Regions from separate parts of the Mus musculus genome. Here region 2 is linked to region 1. The links are chromatin loops, found by intact Hi-C in ENCODE. Cell type or tissue: left cerebral cortex. All regions are shown on one strand. Each heading gives the region's core, and the rest is flanking DNA. Links, peaks and the distances in the headings are about the cores only. Region 1 holds the start of Gm40029 (a long non-coding RNA gene). Region 2 holds the start of Tmem220 (transmembrane protein 220).

Region 1 (5,373 bases), core at 227-5,226:
TGAAACCCACTGCCCCAGAACAACTCTTTCTTTCCAGAAGTCCAGACCCCTTGAGGGTTAGGAGGGCTGAGGTCTCTAAGCCACGGTTTAATTCAAAGCTCTTCCAGGTCAGAGAAGAGCCATTTCCTCTGAAGGCAACTTTTCTGAGCTAGATGTTCAGCCCGCCTTCCTCCTTCCTTCATGTTTCTTTCCCTCCGCCACACCCTAGAATTCACCCCTGGACTCTCCCCTCACCTCAGGCTAGCAAAATAGTGCTTACCTTCTTAAGAGTGGAGCAGAAGGTTCTAGAAGGGTCTGGTCTCAGGTATAAGACCATGCTGAGAGGTCGGAACCAGTGTCTCTTCTCCTCAGGTACCGGATCCTTAACGCCAGTGCCATCCCGGAAGGGCAGTTCATCGACAGCAAGAACGCCTCGGAGAAGCTCCTGAACTCCATCGATGTGGACCGAGAGCAGTTCCGATTCGGCCATACCAAGGTGAGGACGGGTGGCCTGGAGACTCCTGCTCAGAAGGAAGGGTCATTCTTCTTCCAGTCAACTTGAGCAGCCTGGTCTTGCAGTCCTGGCAGAGGAACCCTGGGGCAGTGGCTGGGGGGCTCCGGCTCTGTTGTTGATCTTTAAGAGTCAAGAAGCTTAAGTCAGAAAATGGAGCAAAAAGCAGGGGAACTCTTAGGTCCTAGAGAGCCAGGAGAGAGACTCTCAAAGGGGAAGAAAGAGCCTCAGTGTGCATAGAAAATAGGAGAGATCCCAGAGTAAGCTTGAGAAGGGTAATGATAACCAATGGAAGGACTCCTGGTCACTGTGTGCGTGTATGTGTCCTGTGCGCAGCCACCCAGACATATATCACTGACTCAATCCTATCCTGGACACAGTTGTGCCCTGTGATTACTTTCTGGGTCTGTCATGATTGCCTTTACGTGACTGATGGACCTGGAAGCTACTTTAGAGCACACTGCCTTACCAGCAGCCCAAGAGGTACAAAACCAGAGACCACCCCCGCAGAACGGGAGGCCTGGAAATACCTCAGGTGTCAAGGATGGAATTGAGAAGAAACAGGCTCTATCACGAGGCTGACTGAACACCTGCCGAGGACACAGCTGGGCTCCTCTCTCTTTTAATGCAGGTGTTTTTCAAAGCTGGGCTCCTGGGGCTTCTGGAAGAGATGAGAGACGAGAAGCTGGTGACCCTAATGACACGCACACAGGCAGTGTGCAGGGGCTACCTGATGAGGGTGGAGTTCAAGAAAATGATGGAGAGGAGGTAATTCATCTCTCTTACCCCCCCCCCCTTCCTACTCAGCACCTGGAAATCACTTCCTTCTTTGGGTCTTTGCATGTTCATTCATTCATTCATCCATTCATTCATTCATTTGTCCAGTAGTGACTGAGCAGCCATCCTGTGCACTGGAGATAGGGAAACAAACCCTGCCTTCCAACAGTTCACGGATACATGGAAAGCAGACACACGCAGAGAGAGATTCAATACTTCAGACAATGGCAGTTTTATAGTTAGGCAAAGGAGGACCTGGCACAGCAAGCCTCTGGCCTGGTTCACATACTGGAGTTGGCATGGAGTTGGCTCAGCCTTCCTTCTTCCTAATCTTTTCCTGCTGCATCCAGTGCCCTCATTCACATAGACTCATAGGCTCTGCAATGCTTAGGTGTACCACCTCCTACCCAGCTGGGAAGGATGAAGATTCTGAGACCTGTCGGGGAGGGGTTCAAATGGAAAACGAACTAGCAAGTACAATACGATGGGTAATTAATCCAAGTCCTGTGGGTGCCCAGGGAGTCCATCTTCTGCATCCAGTACAATGTTCGTTCCTTCATGAACGTCAAGCACTGGCCCTGGATGAACCTGTTCTTCAAGATCAAGCCCCTGCTGAAGAGCGCGGAGGCGGAGAAGGAGATGGCCACCATGAAGGAGGACTTCGAACGAGCCAAGGAAGACCTGGCTAGATCTGAGGCTCGTCGGAAGGAGCTGGAGGAGAAAATGGTCTCCCTGCTGCAGGAGAAAAATGACCTTCAGTTGCAAGTCCAGTCTGTAAGTTTCTTCTACCCGAGAGTGCAAAGTACAGATTCCCAGGACAGTGAAGGAGCAGGGAGGGCCCCTTAGCTGTCTATTTAAGAGGCAGTGGTGCCACCTAGTGGTCCTACCAAGCATTGCAGCATTATCCGGTCAGTAGGAACAGGGCTGGCCTTGGTTTCCCCAGAAAACATGTTGGCAGAGTAACTTTATGCTCTCTCTGGTCTTTTCTCTGTCTTCCACAGCAAGAAAAACACCCACTCATGAACATAAAATAAGAATACTTATTTTAAATGTTTAACTCCACATTTTAAATGTATCAATAAAAATAAATCATTAAAATTATAACCCAACTGAAAACAGAAACCAATTTTCCATGCATGATTTTCAATATATGATTATTCTCTGAAAAATTCTTTAGAGAATTCATCTTTACCAAAGAAATGAGGGCGGGGGAAACGGAGCCACATTCACGGGCCACAATACTCTGGATGCATAATTGTTTCCTCTCCAGGAAATGTATTTTTTTCTCTTAATCAAACCCTCAGAGACTTCCCTTGCATCTCCCCTGATGTACAGTCATGTTCTCTCACTTACTCTCACCCCATGAGTAGAGAGAGTGCTCTCCATGGGAGCACCACCTTCCAAGGCTCAGAGGACAGGAGTTCCCGATCCAGCTGTGTTAACCTCCCAGATTCCCCCTCTTGTTAGCGTTTGTTAGTTCTCTTGTCTGGCTTCATGTTCACATCTGAAAATGAGCACCGTAACAGGACATAATGAACACCATAACAGTACTCACAGTGAATGGTTGTCAAGGAATCAGACGCACGTCAAGTGCCCAGCGTGTGCTGAGGCGTCGAGAGGTTCAGAGAGCATTAGCAAGGACTCTTCCCTGGCTCATTCCGTCCATTGCCCTGCACTGTGTGTCTAGTGCTCCAAATACTCTACAACGGGAAGGTGTTGGCTGATTTAGCTTTTGAGCATAAATAGCCAGTCTTGGTCCCATCCACAAGACTCACTACAGTCTTCTGGGACATGGGTCTATTCAGTCACCTAGTCCTGTGTGTTTTTACTCTCCCATTCTCTTGCTGGAGAAAGCACAGCCAAGGACATACGGACAGCCCCCTTCTGTTGAATGTTAACAGGTAGAAAGTAGACATTTGAAAACACCAATCTGCTTTGTTTCGCATGGAGGATGCAGATCACGTGGTTCTTGACTGGTGGAGAGGCTTTCTTGTTTACAATGAACCTGTAACTCCATGAGTGCCTTCGCATGAGATTACTTTGAGTGATTGGCTGCCAGTGAGGATGTCCTCAGTGGTTAAACAAGCACATAGGTGACATTTGTGTAAATGCCTGCGTGCACGTACAACCAGCCTACTTCTCAGCTCAGCTTAGGTGCTGGCTTTTTGAGGGTCAGGCTCTTTCTTTCCAGGGCTTACAAATAACTGATCAGAACTCACAGTGACCCGTCTCTTTCAGGAAACAGAGAATCTAATGGATGCGGAGGAACGATGCGAGGGTCTCATCAAAAGCAAGATCCAACTGGAGGCAAAGGTCAAGGAACTGAATGAGAGGCTGGAGGAGGAGGAAGAGATGAATTCTGAGCTGGTTGCCAAGAAGAGGAATCTGGAAGACAAGTGTTCTTCTCTCAAAAGAGACATTGACGACCTGGAGTTGACCCTGACTAAGGTCGAGAAGGAAAAGCACGCCACGGAGAACAAGGTGGGTACACTGAGGGCTCCTCACAGGCTTCCCGCCAGCCTTCACTCATCACCTAGAAGTGGGAGGCAGGAACTGGGGCCAGCCTGGTCTACATAGCAAGCAGCTGCCAGGTATGATTCCTCATTCTTGAGCTCCACTCCACAAGCTCTCCGACAACTCTCCCTGGGGGGTGGGGTGGGGGTGTTGCTAACTTGTGCATTTCCTTGGCAGTAAGGACTGACTACAGGCACCCTCAAGCCTTAGAAGGATGTAGAGAAAGCCGGTTGGCATTACTTAGTCCAATTAGGAATCTAGTGGCTAGAGAGACAGCTCAGCAGTCAAGAGCACTGGCTACTCTTCCAAAAGTGGTTTACAACAGTCTGTAACTCCAGTCACAGGGGATTTGATGTCTTCTTCTGGACTTTATGGGAACTGCACACACATGGTATACATAGGTCCTTATATGCAGACAAAACATCCGTACACATAAAACAAAAATTTCCAGGAGTAGTTGTGCATGTCTTTAATTCCAGAACTCAGAAGGCAGAGGCAGGCAGATCTCTGTGAGCCTGGGGCCAGCCTGCTGTACATAACAAGTCCTAGGAGAGCCAGAGCTACATAAGAACCTTGTATAAAAAGGAAGGAAGAAGAAAGGAGAAATAGAAAGAAAGAAAAATAAAGAAAGACTAGAGAGAAGGAAAAGAAAGGAAAGGAGGGGAGGGGAGGGGAGGGGAGGGGAGGGGAGGGGAGGGGAGGAGAGGGGAGGGGAGGGGAGGAGAGGAAAGGAAAGGAAGAAACATTCTATATACCCTACAACTCCAACAATTCTGTTTTTGTGTTAGACTAAGGAAGTTTCCCATCAAGGTTTTGGGAACACATATAAAAGTGTTTGCATATATAGGGATGCTTTCAGTAGCTTTGCTTGGGACAGAACTGGGACCATGCCATAGAATGTGGTAGAGTCACACAGAGAGCACAATGCACCACTGGGGCATCAGGCGAGGCGAATCAGGTATCAAAGATGAACATGAAGCCCCTGGTGCTCAGTAGGGGGAAGTGCAGATGAAATGAACGGGAACACTCTGTCTCACAAACCCCCACAAGGCTGGCCAGTACAGTGATCTGTGCCATTTCTTGGCTTCTTGGGAGGCCGAAGCAGAAAAATCTCTTAAGTCTAGGAGTTTGGAGCCAGCCCAGGAACTATCTGAAGACTTTCTTTAAAATAAGATGAAATAAAATAAATAAGAAAATGTATATAAAAATAACTGAGAAATGGCCTGCCGCAGAATGCTTAGAAGCTAGAGACACATAGGTAGCTAAGGCAGCCATAGGTTTTGTTGTTGGGGGCTGCTGGAGTCATTGCTTCACTATTAGATGAGTTGCTGACTTTCTCCTAGGTGAAGAACCTCTCTGAAGAAATGACAGCGCTTGAGGAAACCATTTCCAAACTGACGAAAGAAAAGAAGTCTCTGCAGGAAGCCCATCAGCAGACCCTGGATGACCTGCAGGTTGAAGAAGATAAAGTCAACGGTCTCATCAAAATCAATGTCAAGCTGGAACAGCAGACGGATGACGTAAGCACATGTGGCTTCCGAGCCTTGCAAAGATGGATCAGTCTAGAGAGCTCAGAGTCTGGAGTCAGAGCC
Region 2 (5,373 bases), core at 161-5,160, 330 kb before region 1:
GCCTCGTTTAAAAAAAAAAATGTTCTTTTTAGCTGGAGAGACGGCTCAGAGGTTAAGAGCACTGACTGCTCTTCTAGAAGTCCTGAGTTCAAATCCAGCAACCACATGGTGGCGCACAACCAACTATAATGATATCTGGCGCCCTCTTCTGGCATGCAGGCAGAATGCTGTCTGCATAAATAAAAAATGTTCTTTCACTATTAATATTGTTAATTATTATTATTATTATTATCATCATCAGTGTGAGTGTGTGTGTGTGTGTACACGTGTGTGTGTGTGTTTGAGGGCACATCAAGGATGTGTGGGGGTGGGTGGGAGTGGCCAGATTCCTCCTGTCTTTTCACACGGATCAAACTGAGGTAGGTAGCTTTGTGTTGCAATTGCTTTACATCTTACCAGCCCATGACCTCATTTTAACTTAACCACCTCTTTAAAGGCTCCAAAAAAATGGGGCTACAGGGGTGGGGGCAGGGAGTGGGTGGGTAGGTAATCCCGCCCACAGCGCTCTCCACTTTAGCTTCTTTCTTTCCACGCAGAGGCGAAGCACTGAAGGTGACCTTGCCTTATCCGCATTCGAGGCTGATTAGTGAGGGAGACCGGAAGAGGAGCCACACCCAATATTAGTAAAAGTAGTTGGTGCCTGCTTCTCCAAGACCCCCAAGCTCCCTTTCTCTCTCTCTCTCTCTCTCCTTTTTAAGAGTTTTTATTTCTATGAGTACACTGTCGCTGTCTTCAGACACACCAGGAGAGGGCATCAGATCCCATTACAGATGGTTGTGAGCCACCATGTGGTTGCTAGGAATTGAACTCAGGACCTCTGGAAGAGCAATCAGTGCCCTTAACTGCTGAGCCATCTCTCCAGCTCCCCACCCCCACCCCCACCCCGGTGTTCCCTTTTCTGAGGAAGGAATTCCATTCTTGTGCTATGCCAGGCACCCAGCAGATGATATTCCCCAAACAAGGAGTTCCTTCAGTTTAAACCAGAGATTCTCAACCTTCTGAATGCTGTGACCCTTTAATACAGTTTCTCATGTTATGGTTGTTGGTATTCTGTCTGGACTCCACCCCCACAGTTACCTGGCAACAGCCAGGTAGGCCTGGCCCACTATAAAAGGGGCTGCTTGGCCCCTCTTCTCTCTCTTACTCTCTTACTCTCTTGCCTCTTGCTTCTTGCCCCTTGCTCCCTCTTTCTCCCCATTCACTTCCTTTCTCTCCACGTGGTCATGGCCGACCTCTACTTCTCTACCCTCTCTCTCTTTGCCTTTCCCTGCCTCTACTGCCCTCTTTACTCCCCTCCTTGCGCCCTAAATAAACTATTCCATACTATACTGTTGTGTGGCTGGTCCCTCAGAGGGAAGGGATACCTTGGCATGGACCCACGGAGACATCTCCTTCCCCACACCCTGCCAGAACATATTCTTATAGCTCTTTCTTTTTTTATGATCACAACAAAGGTGGCCCTCAACCATAAAATTATTTTTGTTGCTATTCATAATTGTAATCTTGCTACTGTTATAAATCATAATGCAAATCTGCTTTCTGGTGGTCTTAGGGGAACTCTATGAAAGGGTCCTTTGGCCCCCTCGAAGGGGTCGCGACCCACAAGTTGAGAAGTGCTGCTCTAAAGGCTGCCCTTGAATGGAAAACACTTCTGAGAAGTTGATCTTTTTCTTCTTTTAGTTAAAAGGAAAGCAGAACAGTCAGGCACCCAAAATGCAGGATTTGAGGTGACAAAGACTATTTAGAATAACAATGATTCGGTCTATGCATGTGTAAATGAGCCCAAAGAAGAGCTACTCCGTAGCTTACACAACAGGAAACTGGCTGAAATAAGTGAGCAGAGAGCTGCCAATACTTCCAAGTCTTCCCTTTCTAAGAAATGCATAGCAAATGAGTGTTGGAAACGTTGGTTTTGCAGATGGGTTAGAAATATAAATATGTATAATACATAAATAAATATCTTATATGATGAGAGCACGTGAAGGTAAAGGGAGCTGCCTCTGGAACTCACTTCAGAAATGTCGCAATGTTTTCCTCCCTCTGGAAGCACGGGAGCTTTAAAAAGAAGCACTTAAATACTAATTCCAGCACTATTTAGGACTATGAATGTGTAAATGAGACCAGACTGTGAGTTTGAAGTTAGTGTGTTTTATATAGTGAGTTCCAGGACAGCCACTGGACCCTTTCACAGAAAACGGAAAAACAAAAACAAAAACAAAACCTAACCAGAACACGCGCGCTAGCGCGTCCTTTTTCTTTTCCTTTCTCTTCTTCATTTGCGTTTCTGGTTTGTTCTGTTGTGTTTGTTTTGTTTCTTTCATTTGCTTTGTTTGTTTGTTTGTTTGTTTGTTTTGTTTTGTTTTTTCGAGACAGGGTTTCTCTGTGTAGCCCTGGCTGTCCTGGAACTCACTTTGTAGACCAGGCCTGCCTCTACCTCCCGAGTGCTGGGATTAAAGGCGTGCGCCACCACGCCCGGCTTCATTTGCTTTTTTAATGAGAGAAAGAATAAGGGAAAAGAAAGGCACATGCCAATGATACACTTTATCCACTAGAGAGCGCCGCAAGACCGTTCTAGACCTGAGGAGGGCGGGGAGGGAAGAAGGGCTCGCCTCGCCCTTGTATCCCCGCTCCCGCTGTCTGAGCCCTGCCCCTTGTCCCTCCCCCACCTACTACGCCCCGCCCCTCCTGGGTACCGCCCCGCTAGCCCAGCCTCGCCCTCTGGCCACGCCCCTCTGGGGCCTGTCCTGCTCCTCCGGCTTCCAGGTCATGGCGCCAGCAGTGGCTACTTGGGCTCCCGGCTTGTGGCGGGCCTGCAACGCACTCATGGCAGCTTTCTTCGCCCTGGCCGCTGTGGTGCAGGTCAGGCGGGCTGAGGAGGGCTGGCAGAGGGACCGCGAAGCCTGGGCGACCAGTTCTCAGGGTGGAGCCGAATTGGGACCCACAGAGTCCTTTCAAGCAGAAAGAACATGGATGAATATGTGTAGTTAGGCAACGCACTCAGAGCTTGACCTAGCGGCCCCGCGTGCAAGTTTGTGCAGCCGGTCACTTAGAAAGGGGCCCAGAACCGCAGCTCTGACACCTTTTCGAATCTTCAGCCTCAGTGAGATGGGTTTTAGCGCCTGGGAGGAAAGTGGAAATAGAATAGACAGCATCCTTACCCTTCCTAGACCTCTTCCTGATCATCCTCAGGGTGACTGCCCTCGTATCTTGGGACCTAGGATTTTCATATACACTATAATAGTTCTTAGGAAATCCCAAGCAGTTATTTTCAAAAGATGCATGGCTGGGTGGTTAGATCTACCTGTTGTGTTCAACCGAGAGGAGAGTCCCTGCTGCCATCGGGATGTGCAGACTGCTAAACTAGCTCATGGTGTTATGTACCCTGAGCCCATTGTAGCGCCTAGTTCTTCGCAATGAATAGTAAACACAAGGCCAGACCAGACAGAGGATACATGGATCTAATGTGAGCTAACACCTTGACGTTTTGACATTCTAGGTAAACGATCCAGATGCAGAGTTGTGGGTGGTGAGTATGAGCTACTTGCAAAACGTTCCTCCATTTGACACGACTACACTCTGATCCTGGGACTCTTGTCTAAAACCCAGAAATTAATACCTCTGTGAGCTCATGTCCCTAATTTTTCGCATCGGAGGGGGAAATCACTCTGATCATATAACTGATGGAGATGTGAATTCTGAACTTTCTGTAGACACGAAAGTCTTTCTGCAGAGAGAGCTTATACCAGCGACTCCCACTTCCCATGACTACACCGGGCATGACAGTAAGAGCTCCTGTCTTTGCTAAGGACTTACAACATGCTAGTCATTTGACATACATTATGCTAACCTTTATGACAGCCGTAACAAGGATGTGTGCCGGTTATATCCATCTGTGACTTTTGTTCTCAGACAACAATAGACCGTCTTGGAGGCAGACTGCACAGTATCACTGAGAAACTCATTCTTGGGTTTGGGGACAGTGTTCACTGTATAGAGAGCAGTGAGTGAGAACACCAGGAATGCAGAGCTGAGTTCTAGCCTGGTTTGAATGTTGGTGCAGTAGAACCATGGCCTGAAACTGCTTGTTATCCAGAGTCCCCTCTCCCCAAATTAGATGACCTCCTCAGCATTTTGCTCCATAGCCTGAGTTCACAATCATATCTCATATATCCCCTCAGGAAGCTCCATGTTGATTCTCTAAAAGATGGCTCCAAATAGCCACCAGCACCACCATGCTGCTCTGTGAAACCTGTCTGGGATCCCACAGAACACCTCCTCCCTAAGCCTCGTCCACCTCCTGACTGACCCAGCAATTTCTGTTCTCAGCAGAGCTACTAGGCATCTTCACTCAATACCTGTTGCCTTTAACATCACTGCCCTGAGATGCTGTCAAAAGTAAAAAAAGAATTCAGCAGCATCCATTCTAGGCATAGGTACATGCACAGTGCCTGAGTACCCTACCTTTGCTCGTTCCCACTCAGCCCTCCCTTACTTCCCCTGAAGACAGCCTTATAACTCTTCTATCTGCCTCCTGCCTCCTCTGCCTCTACAACACTGTCCGCTTTCAAACCCTTTGTTGTTTCCCAAGCTAAGTCGGAGCTCCTCCATTTGGTCTTTAGCCCCACCATAGCATGGCCCATCCCACATTTCCAGCATTGTCTTTGGAGTCTAGTCCAGAAATGATGGCAAATGGGCCTTGCCCCTAGCCTGCCTGCTGCTGTGTGCCCAGGCTCCCAGGACTGTCTCAGATGCCATCTCAGTCGCTCTGCCTCTTTCCAGGAGGATCTGACCATCCTTCCTGATCTCTTATTGTAGCAATAACTCCTTTGGCTGATGCTCTGGGCAGCCAGCTTCCAGAAGGACAGGGACATGGTCTCCATCTTCTTAGGAGCCTTGTATAAAGTTTCCTCGTAAAGATCCTCCCGAGGGAAGTACAGAAGGAATGGATGCACAGATGAACAGTACTATGTTGCTTTCTGCACTTTGGAAACTAGGTCTTCGCCCAGCTCCTTCCCACAGTCCCTGCTGTACCTTGTTCATGGAGGCTACTTGCATCACAGAGGCAAATACTGGGATGTGGATTATAACAACAGGTTATAGAAATACAGAACATATCACGTAAGAAACGAAGCGTTCCATAATTAAAGAAAGAAAGAAAGAAAGAAAGAAAGAAAGAAAGAAAGAAAGAAAGAAAGAAAGAAAGAAACTCTGGTGGTCACTTGGTGGTCAAGAGTGGCATGAAGGAATAGGGCTTTCTCTTCTCAGCCTTCCTCATGTTTATTGAATAGCTTCTGCAGCTGCAGACCTCTCTAAGCCCCAGAGGAGTATACCCAATGCGTGAGGAGTCAAAGCAGGAGCGAGATAGGTTTCCTC

What was found. A loop is a pair of places that touch in the nucleus more often than their neighbours do. Peaks named below come from ENCODE experiments on the same cell type or tissue, not always from the same donor. Only the 100,000 strongest peaks of a DNase experiment are listed, where the experiment ranks them.
Region 2: it touches region 1 in a loop (2.6-fold over the local background); 5 of 42 quality-filtered maps call a loop at or near these places.

Annotation. Positions count from the first base shown.
Region 1 is chr11:67,348,449-67,353,821 of GRCm38, forward strand. It overlaps Myh13 (myosin, heavy polypeptide 13, skeletal muscle), which reads left to right. Exons shown (of 39, transcript NM_001081250.2): 18 at 352-475; 19 at 1,122-1,258; 20 at 1,786-2,041; 21 at 3,506-3,748; 22 at 5,125-5,301. It overlaps Gm40029 (a long non-coding RNA gene), which reads right to left and starts at 2,004. Exons shown (of 3, transcript XR_879955.3): 1 at 1,557-2,004; 2 at 1,021-1,151; 3 at 323-613. In left cerebral cortex, for the core only: CTCF peaks have their summits at 2,153 (motif pointing left) and 4,815 (motif pointing right); a DNase peak (open chromatin) is centred at 2,138.
Region 2 is chr11:67,022,413-67,027,785 of GRCm38, forward strand. It overlaps Tmem220 (transmembrane protein 220), which reads left to right and starts at 2,742. Exons shown (of 6, transcript NM_001291042.1): 1 at 2,742-2,859; 2 at 3,497-3,526. The coding sequence starts at 2,767. In left cerebral cortex, for the core only: a CTCF peak has its summit at 2,553 (motif pointing right); DNase peaks (open chromatin) are centred at 1,882 and 2,618; H3K4me3 peaks cover 1,273 bases; H3K27ac peaks cover 205 bases.